2 separate regions of the Homo sapiens genome follow, and region 1 is linked to region 2. Evidence: chromatin contacts called from ENCODE Hi-C or POLR2A ChIA-PET data. All regions are on one chromosome and are shown on one strand. Each heading gives the region's core, a stretch centred on a gene start or an enhancer-like site at or near the end of the contact. The rest is flanking DNA. Distances are from core to core; before and after follow the strand shown.

Region 1 (2,922 bases), core at 338-2,837, 5.6 Mb after region 2:
AAGTGCTTGGATTACAGGCGTGAGCCACCATGCCCAGAAGGAATCAAGAGGTTTTAAGAAGGACAGTGTTTGAGATGAATCTGAAAGGATAAACTGAAGTTTTACAATTTTGAGCTAACTATGACATAAAGAAGCTTCAAATGATCATGATATATTGAGCTAATATTGCTCACATATTAAATCAGACATACAGTTTGATGCCACGGTGTACCATATAACACCCTTCCTTAATTTTTTTTTTCCTTTTTGAGATGTGAGCCACCGTGCCTGGACTTCCCCTCTCCAATTTTTATTAAAAATATGTATATAGATAAAGGTCTAGATGGAGATACTGAGTGGTTATTTCTTGGTGATGAGATTATGGGAAATATTTTTATTTTGTTTTTACGTTTTAATATTTAAGATTTTACACATATATTTTACAACAGTAGTTTTATAATTGGACAAAATTATTTTTGTTAAGGACTGGCTAAAATCAAAGTTGCTGGTTTAAGTGTAACTTGGTACAACCTTTTAAAAATCATTTGGCAGTTTGTATTAGTAACTGTGAAAGTGTTGATAGTCTTTTTCACCTAGTAATTTCACTTTTGGGTATCTTTAAAAATCTACATTCATGAAGATGTTCTATGATTTCTTTATAATGGCAAAAAGTGAATGAAGGAAACAAGTTATGTCCAAAAATAGAGAATTACTGCAGTAAATTTTATGTCCACTTAATGTAATTTTATGCAGCTGTTAAACTGGTTATGAAGCTTATGTGGAAATATGAGGAATGCTTATAAAAGTGAAAAGAGGATGCAAAATCGCGTACAACTACTATTACAGTGTAGTAAAATATATGTGATGGGGCAAAAGGTCTAGAAGAAAATACATTGTCCTCATGTTTTTCAATGTGGTTAATATTATTTTCACAATGAAAACAATAATAAGCTTAAAGATTGGGAATCAAAAGTTCCTCACTGGCCCTCTGATTTGAATATAAAGTGTTAAAAATTTATATCCATCATTAACCAGCCCTTAAGCTTCTACAGACTTTAACAGTTTCGTGTCAGCCTCAACGTTTATCTACTTTCTGACCGGTATCCCTGCCATGATTTTCATAGGAAAGAGAGTCAGAAGGGACCTTTCCAATTTTGTCATTTTACAAATTGAAACTCTGAACCCCAGCCTTCCAAGCTAGCAGCAGAACCAGTATGAGGATCCAGGTCTACTAGGTTATCTAATAGTATCTGAGACCATTTACAGCTTCAGGTCCACCCACGAATATTCATAAACTTGACATGTCTGCTGATTGAACCCTGGCGTCACTACCCTTCTTGGCTGGCCTGGGAGGTTTGATTCCTTTCCCTACAGTCGTGCTCAAACTTTCATTCTCTACCACTTGGGGGCCGCAGACGCGTCATCCAGGTCTCCCTTTTCACTTCCCCCTTCCCGCCCCCAGTGTCCGGCAGGGGGCGCCGTGAAACTCTGGATCCGTGGCCCCTCCCCCGGCCAACCGTCGATTGGGCCGGCGCGTGACGTCACTCCGTTTTAGCCAAACAAATGGGTTTCGGGGCGAGCGTTGGGCGCCGCCGCGCCGCGCTGGGTGCTCGGTCCGACTCAGCGGTGGGGAGTGAGCCAGGCCTCCCGCCACCGCTGCTGCCGCCACCACTGCGTCGGGCTGGTGCAGCCCCGGGCCAGGCCGCGGCCGGGGCAGGAGCGCAGGTGGGTCCGGGCCGAGGTGGGGCGTGGCGCGAGGGCCGCGCGACTGGGGTCCGGCGGCGGCCACCGTGGCCGCTCCCCGCCCCCTACCGCCGCCTGCCTGCGCTCCCGGGGCGCGGGGCGGGTGGGGGTGGGGGCGGGGGCGCCGCCCGCGGGTCCGGGGTAGGGACCCGGCCGCCTGCGCCTCCTCCGGTGCGGCTCTTTCCGCGCGCACGGCCCGGGCGCTGAGCGTCCCCGCGGGCCACGGAGGGTCGGGCGGGTAGGGAGCGGGGTCCTGGGTCCCCGCTGAAGCCGAGGAGATTCACGGATAGGCCGTGAGCTTGCACCGGACCGGCGCTCCCACTTACGGGACCCAGGGCGGTGAGGAAGTCAGCCTCTGGACTGGGGTCGCCTCGCCCCTGTCGCGCCCTCCCGGGCTCGGCCACTCTGCCCTTCCCTGCCCCAGCGCAGGTGAGCTGGCGCTTGTCCTTAACCTTCTTCAACGACGAGGCGGGACGGAGGCTCGGACGCCTCCCCAGCCTCTGGGCTGGCGCAAGTCGACTGCGGTTCGTCCTCAGTCCACGATGAAGTCATAGGGCTGTGGGTCCGTGTGTCTGTGACGTCAGAAGATGGGTCCTGGGATGTCACTGCAGGCCCGGGCGGGGACCTGGGCTCACGGAAGGGCCGGGGGGACCCGCAGGGTAGAAAAAGGAAGTTGTCTTCCACGAACGCTTGGAATCGCAGTGGATTTGAATCGAAAGTTGTTCGGTATCAGCATTTTGCAATTTTAATGTAATAGTTGTCAATTTCTTTAACTTCTTGTCCAGCAAGCGTTGCGAGTACAGCTCAGTATAAGACATTTGATTTAGAAAAACTTAAGTCAGGGTAGGAGGTTTTTTGGAGGGTGTAATGTAAAAAGCCTTTTAGGAAGCTAAATTCGTAGTTTGATAGTTTGCAATCAGAATTACTGAAAAAAAAGAGAACCACTTCTAGTGTTGATAAATCAGTTTGCTTTTTTTTTTTTTTTTTAACTGGACATCTATCTGCTTGTTAGCATTTTTTGTTAGAAAATGGCCAGGAGGAGGGAGAGTGGATCTTACATGATTTTTTTTTTCTGTTGTAAAGGGAGGGAGGAGTTTGAATTAATCCAACATTTGTCTTAAATAATAATTACCTGAGGAGTTAATTTATCCAGGTTGTCCCTATCCCACCCTATGGTACCATGCTACCACCCCATGCTAC
Region 2 (2,934 bases), core at 376-2,875:
CCATGGCGCAGGCTGAGCGCTGGCCGCCCGTGCCCTCCGACTCCTCGCGTGTTTCCACACTGCTATCTCCGCGCGCACTCTCTCTTCCCGCAGAAGAACCCCACGCCAGGCTCCGGGAGGACAAACAAGGGGAGCCTCCGCCACCAGGTGAGTTTTCTCCTCCAGGAGATGGCTCCTCCACGCTGCCCGGCGGTGACCCCGCGTGCCTGCTCAAGTCCTGCTCCCCCGGCTTGGGGACACGCTCCTCTCCAGCTGCGGCCGGCGGAGGCGCCACCTCCGGGTCGCCCAGGGTGGTGACCCCGGAGCCCGCAGCCCCAGCCACGCAGGTATCGTGGCCTCCGTCCTCCGCGCGACTCCTCGCGGGTCCCGCCTCCCCCTCGCGAGCGGAAGCGCAGGCCTGGCCGTCAGTTCCGGACCGGTCCGCGGACTCTTCCGGCGCGGCGGCGGCGACGGCGACAGCGGGCTCCCGGCGCGCGGCCGGCAGCACCACTGGCAGCGTAACCACCAGCTGCCGCCGGGCCTTGTTGAATTGTGCCTTGCCGCGGCCATCGTCCACTGGGTACGGGAGCGAGAGCCGCAGCCGGTAGTCAGGTTTCCTCGAGTCGAGGCACAGCAGCTTTCTCGTTACCTCCAGCGCCGCCTGCTCGGCCGAGCGCAACAGCGGCAGTTCGATGGTGATCACCAGCTCATGGGGCACGGGGCTCGGGGCTGAGTCCCTGGAGCAGCGGTAATCCTGGAGGTCCACGTGGTGGCGCTGCACCACGCTGTAGCGAGGCTCGGTGGGGGCGGGCTGCAAGGCCGCTTCCGGAGGGGAGGGCGCCCGGGGCCCGGGGGCTGCCGGGTACTGGTAAGGGTAGGGGAAGTCCGGGAGAGGACCCTTCGGCTCCCCGTCAGGCCTTGCGGGGATGACCCCGGGCAGGGGCGTGCGCAGCACCGCAGCCTCTGGGGTCCCCTTATACTTGGCCTTCAGGGTCTTGGCATTCCTGCGGTCCAGCTTCACGCCGAACTGCTTCTCGACGGCCTCCAGGGCCGTGGCGTCCAGCATCTGGCGGAAGCCCTCGTGCCGCCGGGCCAGCGCAAGCGCGTCTGGATGGAAGACCACGTCGTAGACCATGTAGCGGCTGCTGCTGCGCCCCGCGTACTCGCGGCCGGGCGCCAGGCTGTAGGGCAGGGACCAGTGGCTGCCAGGAGCTGCGCCCCGGTCGCCACCGGAGCCGGGCCGGCTGCTGGGCGCGCCCACCAACGCGTTGCTGCAGACATTCACAAAGCAGCGCCGCGCCCCGTCCAGGCTGGTGCGCAGCACATGGCCGGGCTCCGGGTGCACGAACCGCACTTCCACCCCGCGCTCACGCTCTAGCGCGGTGATCTCCGCCTCGTAGCGCCGCCGGTTCTCCGGGTCGGTGAGCTCCTCGGCGTACTGGGAGAACATTCGCCGGAACTCCGGGTCCTGGAAGGCGGAGGTGAGCCGCTGGACCTCCTCTCCGCTCAGGTCCAAGTCCTCCAGCGACGAGGAGGCCGCCGCTTTGGCCATACTGTCCTGTGGCTCCTCGCCCTCGGGCCAAAGGCGATCAGTCTGACACTGGGTTGGGGGATCCGCCTCAGAGTTTCTGGGCAGCGTACAGTGACGCGGTGGAGGTCGGTAACGGCTGGAAAATTGAGCCTTGAGCAGCGCGTGCTTGTTGTCATAGTTACACCACTAACATTCGGGAGGAGGGGTAGAGATCATGGTGGAATAGGCCGGGCGCGGTGGCTCAGGCCTGTAATCCCAGCACTTTGGGAAGCCTAGGCGGGCGGATCACGAGGTCAGGAGATCGAGACCATCCTGGCTAACACGGTGAAACCCCGTCTCTACTAAAAATACAAAAAATTAGCCGGGCATGGTGGCGGGTGCCTGTAGTCCCAGCTACTCGGAAGGCTGAGGCAGTAGAATGGGGTGAAACCCAGGAGGCAGAGCTCTTGCGGTGAGCCAAGATCGCGCCACTGCACTCCGGCCTGGGCGACAGAGCAAGTCTCTCAAGGAAATCATGGTGGAATAGTGGAAATGCCAGAAATAGCCCTCTTAGATTCTTCAAACCAACCCACCACCGTACTTTGTTTTGTTTTGTTTTGTTTTTCTTTTTTTGAGACAGAGTCTCGCTCTGTCACCCAGGCTGGAGTGCAGTGGCGCAGTTTCGGCTCACTGCAAGCTCCACCTCCCAGGTTCACGCCACTCTCCTGCCTCAGCCTCCCGAGCAGCTGGGACTACAGGCGCCTGCCACTACGCCCAGCTAATGTTTTGTATTTTTACTAGAGACAGGGTTTCACCGTGTTAGCCAGGATGGTCTCGATCTCCTGACTTCGTGATCCGCCCGCCTCGGCCTCCCAGAGTGCTGGGATTATAGGATTACAGGCATGAGCCACCACACCAGGTCCAAAACCTTTTTTTTTTTTTTTTTTTTTTTGAGGCTGTCTCACTCTGTCACCCAGGCTGGAGTGCAGTGGTGCAGTCTTGGCTCACTGCAACCTCCGCCTCCCGGGTTCAGGCAATTCTCCCTGCCTCAGCCTCCCAGGTAGCTGGGATTACAGTGACTCACCACCACGTCCGGCTAAGTTTTGTATTTTTAGTAGGGATGGGATTTCACCATGTTGGCCAGGCTGGTCTCCCACTCTTGACCTCATGTGATCTGCCCACCTCAGCCTCCCAAAGTGCTGGGATTACAGGCATGAGCCACCGCGCCCGGCCTAAAACCTTTCTAATGTGCATATTTTTTTGACCCAAATGCCCTTAGAGTATTTGACACAATACTCTTAGAACATTCTCAAGGTGACATCATTTATGATTCTAAAGGTTTGAGAAGAATCTACAAATTCAACAATGGAACTGATTGAGCAGGTTTTGGTAGAGCCACGCAACAGAGTTTTGTGCAACCATTCAAAATGATCATATGGAAGTAT

The links. Hi-C counts contacts between places; a loop is a spot of excess contacts on that map. ChIA-PET counts read pairs that join two places held with the same protein, here RNA polymerase II (POLR2A). Pooled maps may share reads with other maps.
Region 1: a pooled map shows a loop between it and region 2 (4-fold over the local background). The contact joins the promoter of FBXO34 here to the promoter of DNAAF2 in region 2. A Hi-C loop is called at or near these places in 2 of 50 pooled maps. POLR2A ChIA-PET finds 5 or more read pairs at or near these places in 2 of 52 experiments (A673 and GM12878).

Annotation. Positions count from the first base shown.
Region 1 is chr14:55,269,834-55,272,755 of GRCh38, forward strand. FBXO34 (F-box protein 34) reads left to right here and starts at 1,588. Exons shown (of 2, transcript NM_017943.4): 1 at 1,588-1,704. It overlaps FBXO34-AS1 (FBXO34 antisense RNA 1), which reads right to left and starts at 2,245. Exons shown (of 2, transcript NR_184222.1): 1 at 2,049-2,245. RefSeq lists a silencer at 1,640-2,139.
Region 2 is chr14:49,633,619-49,636,552 of GRCh38, forward strand. DNAAF2 (dynein axonemal assembly factor 2) reads right to left here and starts at 1,626. Exons shown (of 3, transcript NM_018139.3): 1 at 1-1,626. The coding sequence starts at 1,531. RefSeq lists silencers at 188-457, 728-967, 1,198-1,247 and enhancers at 458-697, 510-1,270.